Regions from separate parts of the Mus musculus genome. Here region 1 is linked to region 2. The links are chromatin loops, found by intact Hi-C in ENCODE. Cell type or tissue: left cerebral cortex. All regions are shown on one strand. Each heading gives the region's core, and the rest is flanking DNA. Links, peaks and the distances in the headings are about the cores only.

Region 1 (7,649 bases), core at 1,205-5,204, 320 kb before region 2:
AGAGAAATATACCCATATGGAATATGCTTATGAGTCAATAGCACAGCCAGTGTCCAAAATACAAATCAAAGACACAGTCTAAACCACAAGTCTCAACCAACAAAATAAAATGATTGATGGTTTCTTTAAATATTAAGCCCATTGATGCTTGCCAAAAACCCCTTGGCTAGCTGAGAACTTCAGACTGCATTTTCAACTGGAGTTTGAAATTTTCTCATTCAGCACTGACGTTTGAGAGACAGGACAAGCCTCCAACAAAGGAGGATGAGGTGCCAGATGGTTCCCATCTGTATCTCCATGTTCACACAATGCAACCCACCTTCCCTAATCAGAAGGCTGCCTGGCCCATGGAAAATGAACACCCAGTGTTTTTAAAGAAGCATAATTGCCCCTTCCAAACCATAGATGTATAAATATTAATGAACACAATCTGGTTCTAAGCAAATTTAGCATGAACTTTCAGCAACCCTCTCTTGACAACTTCCTCCCATTTTAACTGAATCAAGCTCTTCAGTTCTGTGATTAAAAATAGCAATCTCTGTGTGCTGGCTCTGTGACTGAGGAAAACCTCTCCCTTCCAGTTAGTAACCAGTTAACATGGTTCACACGATTGCATGACTTTTATAACCAAAAAGGGGCCTCGGCTTGAATGGGTATTTAGCAAGTGTGACTAGTGAGACAATGATACGAAAAAGATAAGGTGAGAATGGATGATTGTTTTACCCTGCCTACTTCCAAAAGGACAGAGGATTTAGAGAATTTGCTGAACAGTCTTAAGAGAGAGTTATTTAGACATAAAATTTCACCTGCATAACGGCTTAAGCACAAGCTGAACAAAAACAACAGCAGAGAAGCCAAAGTAGGCAGAAGAGATTCTACAAGATTTGAGCCATACAAAAAGAACTATAGCAACTAAGGAAGGCTGAGAGCCTGAGAATTAGTCTTCCCCAGGGAAGACACACCCAGTGGCTATCTAATACCAAAGGGGCACCCTTAAGGTCATACACATATAAGTAACATGATACAAAATGAGATAGTACTATTAGAAATATACATATATGCTTGCAATGGCAACTAATGAAAAGAAAAGATCAAGAATGTAAAAGAGCAGGAGAGGTACATGGGGCGGGAAGAAAGGGGAAATGATGTGATATAATTATATTTTAATCTAAAAAAAAAAACAAAAAATGTCTTTAAGAAAGAGAGGTGTTTGTACTCACTGATAAGTGGATATTAGCCCAGAAACTTAGGATACCCAAGATATAAGATACAACTTGCCAAACGCATGAAATTCATGAAGAATGAAGACCAAAGTGTGGACACTCTACCCTTTCTTAGAAATGGGAACAGGACACCCATGGAAGGAGTTACAGAGATAAAATTTGGAGCTGTGACGAAAGGATGGACCATCTAGTGATTGCCATATGCAGGGATCCATCCCATAATCAGCTTCCAAATGCTGACACCACTGCATACACTAGCAAGATTTTGCTGAAAGGACCCAGATATAGCTCTCTCTTGTGAGACTATGCCGGGGCCTAGCAAACACAGAGGTGGATGATCACAGTCAGCTATTGGATGGGTCACACGGCCCCCAATGGAGGAGCTAGAGAAATTACCCAAGGAGCTAAAGGGAACTGCAACCCTATAGGTGGAACAACAATATGAACTAACCAGTACCCCGGAGCTCTTGTCTCTAGCTGCATGTGTATCAAAAGATGGCCTAGTCGGTCATCACTGCAAAGAGAGGCCCATTGGACTTGCGGACTTTGTATGCCCCAGTACAGGGGGACGCCAGGGCCAGGAAGGGGGAGTGGGTGGGTAGGGGATTGGGGGGGTGGGTGTGGGGGACCTTTGAGATAGCATTGAAAATGTGGACAAGGAAAATACCTAATTTAAAAAAAAAGAGAGGTGTTAAACAATTTTTTGTTTTATTTTTTGTTTGTTTGTTTTTTGTTTTTGTCTTTTTTTTTTTGAGACAGGGTTTCTCTGTATAGCCCTGGCTGTCCTGGAACTCACTTTGTAGACCAGGCTGGCCTCGAACTCAGAAATCTGCCTCCCTCTGCCTCCCGAGTGCTGGGATTAAAGGCGTGCGCCACCATGCCCGGTCAATTTTTATATCCTATTTTAACCTTGCAACAAACTAACAAGGAATCATGGTAGTTTAAATAACTAATATCCAGAAGAATAAATTATAGATATTTTGGGGAAATATTTTAACTCGAATTACAACTGAATATTAGAACCTCTATAGTCATGAGATTTAGTTGGTTTTCTTGAGTTGTGAAGTGTTCTGCCCCACAAATGCCAAGAACAGATTTAAATGTGAAAAGCACACTATTTCCCTTCTTTCCTTTCAGCTCAAATAAGGAAGGTTCACATTTTCTCTCTAGCTCCTTTGTCTTCTGCCAGGTGAAGCGCTGCAAACTCCAAAAGGAATAAAGGACCATGCCACATTCTTATCATGGATCCCTGCAGATTCAAGTGACCATAATCATAAAGCAAAACATGTCAACATAGTCAAAGGTAATATGTTAACCCTCCCACCCCCCAAATCCATATGTTCAGTTGCCCTCTCTCATATATGAAGTGAATTAATCTCCTTCCCTTTCATTCTTGGTTTCCTTCTCAATCTGCCAGCAAACAAGGCTTTGTTGAGCCTCTGCTGTGTGCTCAGTTTGGGACAGACAATAAAGAGTAATACCACAGACTGAGTTGCTGGTTTGGGGCCTCAATTGGGCTCCAGAGCCATCTATAAGATGTTAAAGAGAGTCTTCATCCATGACAGTGGATCTATACAAAGTCCACTGGTATTGCTAGCACAGGGATCAGACCCACCCCACTGTCCCAGTTCCTCTTAAAGAGGACCATTTGCTAGCACCATCAGCAGTGCTGGCATTTGTCCCAGGCTCATCTTTACCAGGTCTCAACATGCCTTTTGAACTTTCCCAGCCCAATTTGGTTGTCATCATAATGATTAAATGTCAGGATAACATCAATAAAGCTGCAAAAGACAGTGAGCTAAAGATTTCTGTCAAAGTGCTGAGTATAACAAAATGAACATATCAACATGCCTTTTGGATTTTCCCAGCCCAATTTGGTTGGTTACATGAAGGGCAAAAAGAACAAGAACGACTGGACAGAGGGACAGCCTAGGCCAGACACTAGCACATGACAAAGAGGAAGGAAAATGTGTTTTTTCCTCCTTGTTTCTTTTGAAGAATGATTTTCAAATAGCAAAGAAGAGAGCTTAAGAAAGATAGATAAGTCTTTGCAAGGAGCAGATTGGAAATGAGCACCTAAAATGCATTCAAACTTCTGGGACCAGATGCATGAGCTCTCTGGCTCTTTTTGTATAGAGAAAAGCATACTTTATCCTGACAATCAAATGAGAGATCTGGCACAGTGAGAGATTAATGTGGATATAGAAAGCAGTGTCATTCCCATAGAAACCACAAAGAAATCACATTCCACGTATGTTACAAATGCTATGAAAGGGAAGTGATGAAGTTACTCAGAGCTGGAAGGAGACTTAACTAAGCATATAATACTTAACGAGAGATAAAACACACACTTTGCATTTCATTTCAGTTTATTTACTGAAGCTTTTATTACAGTTCAAATATACAGTATCCCTCATAAGTTCATGTGGTGGCGTGATTATGAAAGCTGTAGATACTTTAGCAGGTATAGCCTAGCTGAAGTACATAGGTCACAGGAATTGTGCCTTTGAAGACTTTATGAGGTTCCTGGCCCCTTCATTTCTCTAGTGCACAGCCTATTCCTGCATGTGGAGCTAATGCATGACATTCTGTCTCACTAAATGCACAGGAACAATGGAGCTTGCCAAGACAACCTCTTGAAACTGTGAGCCTCCCAAATCCTCCCACCCATAAACTGTTCTCTCAATATAATGGTCAGAGCTAAATACACACACATCTGACTGAATCGTATAGCAATAACATAATATGACTCTTTTATTAAGGGACTTGGTATTGTCCTCCTACATATCTTTGGGGTTAGAGGGTAGAATATGTCCTGAATGATGAATAATGAGTCAATAGACTGAACAATTATTAATTAACTAATTAGTTAATTAACTAATCAAGGTTAATTAGTACACAATGTATGGATAGATGGCACATATCTCTCTCTTGTCTCGATATTATTGATAAGATGGAGATAGGGAAGATTGTAAAATGGTTGTGGGTAGCTGACATATTAAATGTTTTCAGAATATCTGAGTAGGAGGGCAAAAATCAATAAAATTTAGAGCTATAAAAAACTACATTCTCAGTAAAAATGTAATTAGAAAGTGCAGAATGTGGTCTACAGGACACCTAGGTGACAGCAGTTGCAAGGTACAACACTTTTAGTTAATAAAGTGATACAAAGAAAAAAATGAAATGATATGAAAAATACAGAAAGAAAACTGGACACACTTTTTGTCTCTATCATCTGAGAGAACTTCTTAATGTATTAGTATGAGCTATGGAAAAAATATGACAAGCAAGAGATGCACCAGTTTGTCTATTACTGATCTCTGGGACCCTAAGGAGCTGGTAGGGTTGGGAGCAAAGGGACTATGCAGTAAAAGAGAAAGGATGAGGAATTGGGGGGAAAGACAGGAACAGGAAAGCAGTAGTGACCCAGGAGGAGACAGATTATTTCATGACACATAGTATAAATCCCAAAGGCAATCTCATAGAGAACACTGTGCCACCCACCTCAGCACGCAGCACAGCACGCTAGTGTAGTCATTTTCCACACAAGAATCATAAAATCAGATCCCAACCTCTTGTCAAATGAGACCCAAATCATTTTCACTTATGCTGAGACAAAACCTTAAAACCCATAGAAGAAAGTTGAGCATAAGGTAGAGAATTTCTTAAGGAAAATTTACAAATTACAGCTGTAAAAGAAGTTGTTAAGATTAATTATACTATAATAAATCTGGGCAGGCAGGAACCCACAAGGAAAGGTGTTGACAACTGCCCTGCAGTAAGGGAGGTGTTTGCCCAAGAATACAACATCCACATTTACAAGTGTGGACTTCTATTTGCATACACCTTAATCACTCAAACATCCACAACTTACCTTTGAAGTGGGGCTCCACAAGCATGAAGCCATCCATATCAGTCCTAACAAAGCTGTCTAGACCAAGGGAATAAAGAATGCCCATACTGTTGTACAGAATCACCATGAGAATGAAGGTTCTTTAAGCTATTGATATTTGCCCTCTAGCTAGGCCATACCTCCTAATTATTTTAAAGATGTATTTATTTGTGTGTGTGTGTGTGTGTGTGTGTGTGTGTATGTGTGTGTGTGTGTGTGCCTGTATGAGATTACATGTACCTCATGCATGCAGATGTCCATGGAGGTTTTATGACATTGGAGCTCCTAGAACTGGAGTTACAGGCAGTTCTGACCCTCTTGAAGGGAATGCTGAAACCCAAGGCAGGAACCTCTACAAAAACAGTAAGCACTCCTATCTGCCTAGACATCTCCGCCAGTCCCATCTACTTAAAATTTTATAAACAATTACAAATTGTATCTTGCCGTTAGTTTTGAAAGTCATAAAAATTTCCCAAACATAACAAAATAACAGGTTTTGTTTAAATAAAATAACTTAGAAATATTATAAAGTAGTAAGCTACAAAATTAGAAGGCAACACTTAAAATGGACAAATTAGTTTGTTTGTCTATCTCCTTCCCTCCTTCTCTGTTTCCCTCAACACACTCCTACACTACTATGAATGGGAAGAAACCTGTACAAGGATATGAACAATAATTCACAAAACAGGAAACACAATGTAAAAACAGTAAGTATATCTACCCTTATTAGAAAGCATACTAACAACTAAGACACACTCTGAATGAATAAAACAGCCCTAAAAGATAGAAAGGACTCTGAACAGCAGAGCTCTATTGGCCTGCTAGAGAGAGTGTGAACTATATTAACTTCTTTGAAAATTAATTTTGAATTACCTAACAAAGGATATATTTATCCTCTGATTCACCAAATCTACTCCAAAAGACATTTATTCACATACACAGAAGAGCAACTGGTCTACCTTCACAATAGACCCTAGTATATACATGGTGAGTGGACACCTGCTTTCAATACTGGATATGTACCTTTTAGAAATTTAAATGTGACTAAAAATGAAAGTTGCAGAAGAGCATGTACAGAATGTTTCCAACAGTGTACAGTCCAAAGACAAGCTATATTAAGGAACAGGAAATCTATCAACATAATCCAACATATACACAAACTGAAAGAAAACCACATGATCATCTCATAGACAATGAAAAAGCCTTTGACAAAATCCAACACCACTTTATCTTAAAAGTCTTGGAGAGATCAGTAATACATGGTACATACCTAAACACAATAAAGGCAATATACAGCAAGCCAATAGCCAATATCAAATTAAATGGATACAAACTTAAATTGATTCCACTAAAATCTGAGACAAGGCTATTAACTGTCTTACCATCTCTTCAATATAGTACTTGAAGTCCTAGCTAGAGCAATAAGACAGCTAAAGGAGACCAAGGGAATACAAATTGGAAAGGAAGAAGACAAAGTACTGCTATTCACAGATAGTATACATAAATGACTCAAAAAATTCTACCAGAGAACTCCTACAGTTGATAAACATCTTCAGCAAAGGGGCTGGATTCAAAATTATCTCAAAGAAATCATTAGTCCTCCTTTATAGAGTGGGCTGAGAAAGAAATCAGGGAAACAACACAACACCTTTTACAATAACCACAACTAATATGAGTATGCTTATGTGGACATGAATATGTCTTTTCTCCTTAACTGAACCACATGACTCCTGAAAGGCATGGCATACCTTGTGGAAGGTATAGGCATATTTACTGCATGGAACCAAAGGGCTAACCAACACTTTCTTGTGTTCCCAAGATGACAGCAGTTAGAAGTCAGTTATGTCCACTCCTATCATACACATAAAACAAAATCAATCCCCAAAGAACTGAAAGAGTAAGAAATAGGAGACAGAGTCATGTGGCCAAGAAAAAACAGAAGTGTACAACTGTATACACATATGCTGTAGTGGCACTAGCTTCCAGCTCCCAGCTTCTACAAGCTGTTGGGGGAGTCACTGATTCAGGCCATAGTATAATTCATTCCCTTTCACATAAGTAGAAATCAGTTGTAACCCAAGACTAGAGAAATACCAAACTGCCACCTTACTCCACCCTTATCCCTTTCAAACCCCAACACCAGGTAGGAGAGAAAGAAGGAAAGAAGGGAAAGGAGGTGGCAATATCATTAGACTACTTCCTGTTAGTTGGTAGCATTGAGTTCCTTGGGGCAAGTTTGATCTTCCTCATCAGGGTATCTCCAACAAGCAACCAGCAGCCAGAAGCCAGTAGCCAGCAGCCAGCAGCTGGCAGCTGGTAGTATCAGGGAAACAGCAGCCTCCATATCCCCTCTCAGGGTTCTAACCTTTATATACTTTTCAAGAATCACTAGAATTCCAAACATCATACAATTGCATAAATTATCTGCAGCTGGCAAAATCACACCCCTACTAGAGCATGAGACAGATCATAGTCAACTGCTGTGGACAATTTAAGGTAGCCTCATATCCCATACCTGGACTTAAAGCAAAAGC
Region 2 (7,649 bases), core at 1,893-5,892:
CTTGCCCCAGGTTACATTCAAGGACCAGGACTTTTGTTGAGGGAGCAAAGGCTGAAAATAGCCACACTTGGGCTCAGGCCAGCATCTGCTGCTATGTACATTTGGTTGGATTGCCACCACAAAGTGCTAAGGAGTCAGTTTCTTTTCAACAGTTTCTCTCACAGGCTAAAGTACAAGAGCAGGGTGAAGGTGTGGCCAGGCTGCAAACCTCAGAAGGGTGTGTTCCCAGCCACTCTTTGATGAGCACCAGCCTTCTCCCTGTTCTTCACATGGCCTTTCCTTAGTAACCATCAGTGTCCAATTTGTCTTCTCTTAGGGTTGCCAATCCTATAGGTTATCCCTCCTCCCCAACATCTCAGCTCAGCTTAACAAATCCTCCAAGGACCTGTATCCAACGCTGGAGTATCTAGGGATCACCTGGAGTTCAAGATTAGCCTCTCTCTGAAACAAAATTAAAACAAGGCAAAGAACCTTCGAGGTGCTTGGAGTTAGGACAGCAACATGAATTTTGAGTTAATTACTTTCTACATTTTACTGGAAATTTACTTAGCTCTTCTGAGACATCTTCTTCTTCTTAAATAAGATAGGGACTGCAGATAGTAGTGTGATGAGAATATATCAACTACAACCACAGCTAATGCTAATGTAGCAGAATACCATGAGCAGACAGTTCTAAGGCAATGGATGGCCTGGGAACTTGGAAGGCTATCCCAGCCCAGCCATGCCTGTGATTTCAGAACAGTCTCTGTCCTTCACAAGCTTGTTCTTGACTCCTGCTGCAGCATGGCTTTGAACAGAGGCTATCTCTCCATCTGGTCATTATCTCTCAGTCAGAAAGACATGACAGCTGACTATAAAAAATAGTTTGAATTACTTAAGAAAATTTTTGTTTTAGGAAATTGAAACAGAATGGTAGCAAAAGAGGATAAGTTTACATATATTACATTTCTTAGGCCCTGGTAACCTCTTGTGTTAATCATTCTTTTAACACAGCCATTTCCATTGAACCTTTCTCAGCATTAAATCAGGGACTTGATGCTAGGTTGAGAGATGTCAGCAGAGGGCAGCAGAGTGCCAGGTACCTGGGCTATGTGGGCTGACACCTACAAGAGAAAAAACAAAACAAAACAAAAAACCAGAAAAACCATCTCTACAGGGGAGGCACTCTGCATGTCCTCCTGGAAGCATGAAGAACTCCAATGCTGCATATTGTTGCAGACAGGAGCCATTAGCTTAGACAAGAAGGAGGCAGAGACCACACTGGAGGGTAGCAGTGGCTTATGCAGCCATCTAATAGAAGCCCAAGAAAGTTAGTTTTGAAACTGGGGAAGGGCTAGTATAGCTCGTAAAAATGACCAAATGACAGCCAGGCATGCTGCTCCAATGACAACCCATCCTAGAGAAGAATGTTTTGGAGTTTCTAAGTTGTGTTGGATTGAAGAGATTAGACAGGTCTTTTAAAGATACTTGTCAAGCACATTGGAACAGCAGGTGTTGGTGAGACAATAACTCAGGGCTATTCATGAGATCATCAGACACAAATGAAGACAGGTGGGCTCTAAGCATATGAATGAGGACAGAGAGGAGACAAGCCATTGAAAGGTTTGCAGAGGTCAGAAGGAAGACAAAACACCTACTCTGGACAGCCGCATGGGAAGCACTGTTATAGTGCCAATATACAGGTCTTCAAAAGCACAGAGATCCAAGGTTTGGCTCCTAGCTGCTGAGTCTGTTCCTTGAGAGACTGACTGGTCCAAAAGGCTCAGTGAATTATTGATGGAGTTCTGATTTGAGGATTTAGGAGCTTTAGACTGGTCAGTGGAGATGGCTTACAGGGTGGGAGGGTAGCTTTGCAGGGTCTCTTGCTCTGGCCCTTTTTTGTCTGGCTTTGTGTTTCTTGGATACCATGAGATACACAGTTGCACATCATGATTCTCCTGATTCTACAATGCTCTGTCTCATCTCAGTCCCTAAGCAAAGGCTTGGCTGACTGTGGCCTGATGCCTTGGAAAATATGAGCCCAAAGGCATCCTTTTTTCTCATTTCCCAACTCTAGCTACAACGTGTCTTTAGGCGGGAGGGAGTAATCAGAGGAAAGCTTATATACAGTAGTAGCTCATGCTTCGAATAACAGAACTCAGGAAGCAGGAGGATTGCCATGTAGTGCAAGCCTGCACTACAGTGTGAGACTCTATGAGAGAGAGAGAGAGAGAGAGAGAGAGAGAGAGAGAGAGAGAGAGAGAGAGAGAGAGAGAGGACATTCTGAATCATATGTACTTATGACACCTTGAGCCCCACTTGAGCCCTAGGAAGAGGCAGCAGGGCCTCTGCAGCTTCCTTCCACACGCACAGGGCAATTTTAGATCTACTGGCTGAATGGTTGATTGCTAGGTAGGTGGTGAGACAGAGGTTTTCAAATTCTGTTTGCCAATAATTTGAGGGAAACTTTTTCCCCCTGCAATGTGGTACTTTTGAGTCATCTTTTGTTTGAAATTATCTAAAAAGGTCAATTATGCAGCCCTGAGAATTAGCAAATCACAGGTATGTTTATTTTTGGAATAGAAATTCAGAATTGTAGAATGCATGAGGAGATTTGCTGGGAGCCAGGGTTTCTGGCACCCCAGATAGCCTGTTGGAGGATTTGTTTATCTTGCAAGTTCTCAAGGGAAGCCACGATTTCTAGTCTAGGGACTATACACTGAGAGTCACTGTGATAAAGGGGTCCTCCCTGTTCACTGGGTACATGGACATGCTTATTCTCTTTTTAACTCAGGCTTTAGTTATTCATGGAACCCCTGGACAGCATTAGACACACTGATATGTACCTGCCTTCCTCATGTCTGGTTGACTACTTTGGCCTGGGTATCAGTGGATTCCTAAATAAATAAGACACTACAGTTGAATGCCATTAGCTGGCTAGCCATGTACTGGCTACAGAGAGTCCTGTTTACAGAGAGTCTCAGAAACTGTGGGTTCAGATTCATGAGTCACCCTGCTGATGTTGAAAGCTTTTGAGAGTCAGCATAATTAGAAGCACCTAGTGAGGATATAAGCTTCACAGTCAGACATGGCTCATAAGCAATAGGCAGGGGTATCTAGGATCAGTGACTTGGCAGCAAAGTACAGAAATGGTTGAGACTTTGAAGGAATATATTGGTTTTCCAGAGTGAGGAGAAAACTGAAGAGCTGAACTTGAAATTATAAATTGGCAGCATAATAAAGTACTCAGAGACTTTTAGATGACTACTCATCTTCTCTTTTGTAAGACTATTTTTGTGCCCAGTGTCCATGAATGTTTTGAAAGACCCTGTTCTGGGGTTGTTAGGTGGCTCAGTGGTTAAGAGCCCTTGCTGTTTTTGCAGAAGACCAGGGTCAATTTCCAGCATCCACAACAGCTGCAATACCTGCAACTCCAGCTCCAAAGGATCTGATGCCATCTTTTGGACTCCCTAGGCACCTGCTACCATGTACACATATGCCTACACTACACTTCATTATACTACACTACACTACACACACACACACATTTCAAATCAAATTTTAAAAGTCTTTTAAAGGTCCTACTCATAGCATGCTGAACGTATTAGCCTCATTTTATAAGATATAAAATCTGAAGCATAGAGGACTTGAAATCACTTACTTTAACTCACACAACTAAGCACTGGGCAAAAAAGTATTTGAATTCAGAGATTCAAGAACTATGTGTCCAAGTGGGACAGTACAACAACACAGTGCAGCATGATGTTATTTATTGATTTCACACATGTGTGCCCCACACACATTTGGATTCATTATAGAATTGCAGTTACAAGGTGTTTCAAATGATCTCTAGGAATCTGTGGCTCATTAAGTTCTTTGGCCTGTGGCCACTGAGTGCAGCAGCCATGAGGAGGGAGGCACAATTAGTGCCCCTTGCCACATCCGGGTGCTCTGGTGTCACTGGAGTTGGCATTGAGGCAAATGTACATCCCAGCTCTGAAGCTCATTCTTGGATGGTGTCACTGGCCTTGTGTTCTAGGCCCCGGTTCTGTTCAAGAAGCAGCCTCTGCTCAAGTACTAAGCAGGAGCTGATCGCTGGTTTTTATGAAGAAAGAGCCTGGGAGCTGTGATCCTGAGAGCATCTCTCCCACGTTCCTTCTGTACAGAAGGGAGACCAGGTCCTATGAGCAGTGAATAAGGCCTGCTGACACTGCCATATGTCATGTGACAGAGAGCAGATGTGTGAAAGTCCACTGCAGGGGTATGCACTAACCTGCATGGTGAAAAAGGAGAGGACCCTGATGGGGGTAGCTTAGCAGGCATACATTCCGAGCAACCTCAGGCTTAGATTCCTTCTCCTCGCCTGCCCTCTAGTGGTACTTCTGAATACACAGTCTGTTGTCAAAGCCCAGCAGACATTTCCACAAACTTAGTTTTGAGGTCACTGTTGATTGCCCTGACGTTTTCTGGGTGATTAAGTATATTTTATTTGTTGTGTAGAAGAGAAAAATGGGCTTGCAATTCTTTTCTGACCAAAGTATTTCATTTCTGCTCAATAAATCATTTCTTAAACTTAATTATGAGATGCTTAATAGTACCACTTTGGAATACAGACAGTTATAAATTTTTTTATCTAGAACGGAAAATCAGAACAAGCAATAACGTGGATATTATTTTAAAATACAAGTCATTAGTTGCTTTGGTAGAAAATGCTAAAAAAGGAAACAAAACAAAAGAAAACAAACAAACACAAAGATTGGGATTTGGAAACGTCTTGAACTGACCTCAGAAGGTGGGGACTCGGGCAGGTTGGCTTCTATTCTCAGGTAGCACAGAGTGGTGTTTGGAATTAATGAACTCCAGCAGTAATGAAGGAAGTGCTGCTTTTTGCTACATCATTTCTGTGACCATGAGCTTTCCTGCTTTCCTGTGCATCATGAGTTTGTATAAAATCACTGTGGCTTCTCTACAGAATCAAGCAAGCATGGCTCATACTCTTCCTTAGCTTCCTGCTTCCCTAATACACACTGTATCTACTGGGCTAACAAGGGCTCATTTCTCCTCTAAAACTCTAATCTGGCAAACATTTGCCCTGATGAGTGAAGCATTCCACTATGTAAAAGTCAAACACAAAATTACAAGCAACAAAATGACACTTCAAATCAACATAATGCATCTTCAAGCCCCACTGATAATTACAAATTAAAACAGAATAGAAAGTTACATTTATTTGTTGGCAAGGTTAACTGAGTATTCAAATGCCAATATGCCATTAGTGTTTCTTGTCAACACAAAGGATAACTGAGCATAGTTGCTTGATTAAGCAATGTGTACTAAATGCTTAAACCTCTCAGTTGAAAAGTGATTTTTAAATATTGCTTATGCTACTCACAAATGTAGTTGAAATTCTTGAAAATCACTAGTAGGTTAGAGAAACAATTTGATGCTTTGATTCAACAGGCAGTGAACACTTATTGCAGGACACATGATTTGGCCTTATCTGGACTGCTGTGCTCACTTTCCAGCCCTGTATGTAAGATGTTTAGGAGCAGGGTGAAAAACAATGAAGTATCATGAGGTTCCTTGTAAAATTGGATCAATCAGACGGTGTGTTGCTTTGCTGGTTACCATGGATTTTCCCAATGCTCTATTCCAGAAATTTGTGGCTTCTTTAGCAGAAAAAGCTGAGAGGAAGCTGCCTGTTTTCTGTTTCCTGTTATAATAGAATTTTATAATAAAGGGAGAACTAAAAGACATCTACCTTATGAGAGAAACCTAAGGCACAAAAAAAGGTCGTGATGTTTCTGAGACCAGAGCTAGGAAGAGAGAAAATAAATCACAAGGCTTCTGATCTTCTCTTCCCAGTGCATTGGCTTAAAACCATAAAGACTTTCCAGCCATAACCAGAATGCAATGTCATCTTGTGAGCAACAATTAAACCAACATTCTTCAATAGTACCTTTAAATTTGGTCTTTTTGCATGAGGCCCTTATGTGGGATGTGTGGACCCACTCGCTGGGCTGCTTGGTCACCACACTTGTGACAGCACTGAGAACTCAGCTGGAACTTGCTACAAAGCCCACTTAAAACTGACTTTAATAAACTCGTAATCCTGCCTCCACTTGAACACTCACAGAACACATCTTGTCATAGTTTATTAGTAGCAAAGTCTTCTTTGTATATCCAGAAGATAGATGAATGTATGCTACAAATGTTTTACTTTGATAATTTTATGATTATCTTATAATGAGTTCATAGCAGGCAGGATTTTTTAGAAGAAAAACAATCAAACTGATCAGTTCAGTATCTGTACCTAATAGTATTAATCTGATTGTTAAAGATCAAACTTGAATAGAGGCATAACTAGTCACTCCACATGAGGTTATATCTGTAAGATCAAAACTGAAAAATGAGAAAAAATAGAATTAAAAAATAACAGGTTTGTGTAAATGCTCCAAATATAGAGAAACTGTCAGTCTATCCCGGATGCTGTAATGAAATCCTGAGTGCTTTATGAAGACAAAGATGTATTTCTCAGAGGTTTGGACCTGGGGAAGTCAAAGTTGTAGCTGTCCATGTCTGGTGAGGACAAACCTGGTGGTCATAGATGACATCTGTTTGCTTTGTCTTTATACACCTCAGAAGGCATGGGATCTCCCTCGGACCTATTTTGCAAAGACTCTTTGAGTGTTCTGATTTCATGACCTAAGCACAGTCCAGAGGCCCCTTGTAATACCATCCCTGGGGACTAGGGTTTCAATAGATGAATCTGGAATGACAGGCCTACACAAACCCTCTGACTGTAGCAGAGGTCTACTTGATAGTTTTGTCTGCACTTTTAGATCTATAAATCCTCATCCTGTCAAGGATGAATTCCCAGACATTAGACTCAGAAGCACTATGCTGCGTTCCAAGTGGATAGACACATCCTGTGGACCAATAGTGATAAACTATGGGCTTGGGCATGCACAGGACTCGAGAAGCCCCAGTGTGACCATAGGTAATGCGTGAAATTGGATATGTGCTATTTTTATTTGTTTTTCACTTTCCTTTTGAAAAATTGCCTTAAAATGCAAATACAACAATAACAACCCCCCCCTCACCTGCCATAAAACTGAAGGCATAAATATTGGAGAGTGGAAAGGGAAAAGGAGCAAGGGAGGGCAGTAAAGGAAGTGGTAACTTTGGGACAGCCTAGTCTACAGCAATGGCATAAGGAATCTCTTTACCTTGTACAATCAATGTATGTGCACATTTTTAAATTGCTTTCTTCATCAGATGACCGGAAACAATGGCAGTGAGCATTCTGTAAGTCTCTGGGCTGTGTCCTGAGCACAGACAATGTGAAATAGCAGCTCATTCTGTCCTTGAGACTCAGTGCAGCCTTGGTTTCCACTGGGTGATTTGACACCACCTCCAGAAATGATGTTTAAAAAATAAGGCATTAAATCACTTGCCCACTTTCTGATGAGCTTATTGCTTTTGAGCACTTACCTTTGCCTGTTAGATGTCAATTCAGTGCACTTGGAAGCAGAAAGTAATCCTTCAGAGAATGCACACAGCTCAGTCAAATACATTTGCCCATAAAACCTTCTGGCTTTTCAATAAGCAATGAGCCAGAGATAGGTATATTCCTGATGTCTGTCACTAGCAGCACACACAGAAAATCC

What was found. Peaks named below come from ENCODE experiments on the same cell type or tissue, not always from the same donor. Only the 100,000 strongest peaks of a DNase experiment are listed, where the experiment ranks them.
Region 1: it touches region 2 in a loop (2.3-fold over the local background); 2 of 42 quality-filtered maps call a loop at or near these places.

Annotation. Positions count from the first base shown.
Region 1 is chr14:17,715,752-17,723,400 of GRCm38, reverse strand. All of the region lies in intron 1 of Thrb (thyroid hormone receptor beta), which reads right to left. Among named protein-coding and RNA genes, the nearest start is that of Thrb, 59 kb to the right of the region's middle. In left cerebral cortex, for the core only: no CTCF peak of the experiment used is centred there; a DNase peak (open chromatin) is centred at 3,413.
Region 2 is chr14:17,399,582-17,407,230 of GRCm38, reverse strand. The region is part of intron 1 of Gm32121 (a long non-coding RNA gene); the gene reads left to right. Among named protein-coding and RNA genes, the nearest start is that of Gm32121, 4.4 kb to the left of the region's middle. In left cerebral cortex, for the core only: a CTCF peak has its summit at 4,352 (motif pointing left); DNase peaks (open chromatin) are centred at 3,031 and 4,285.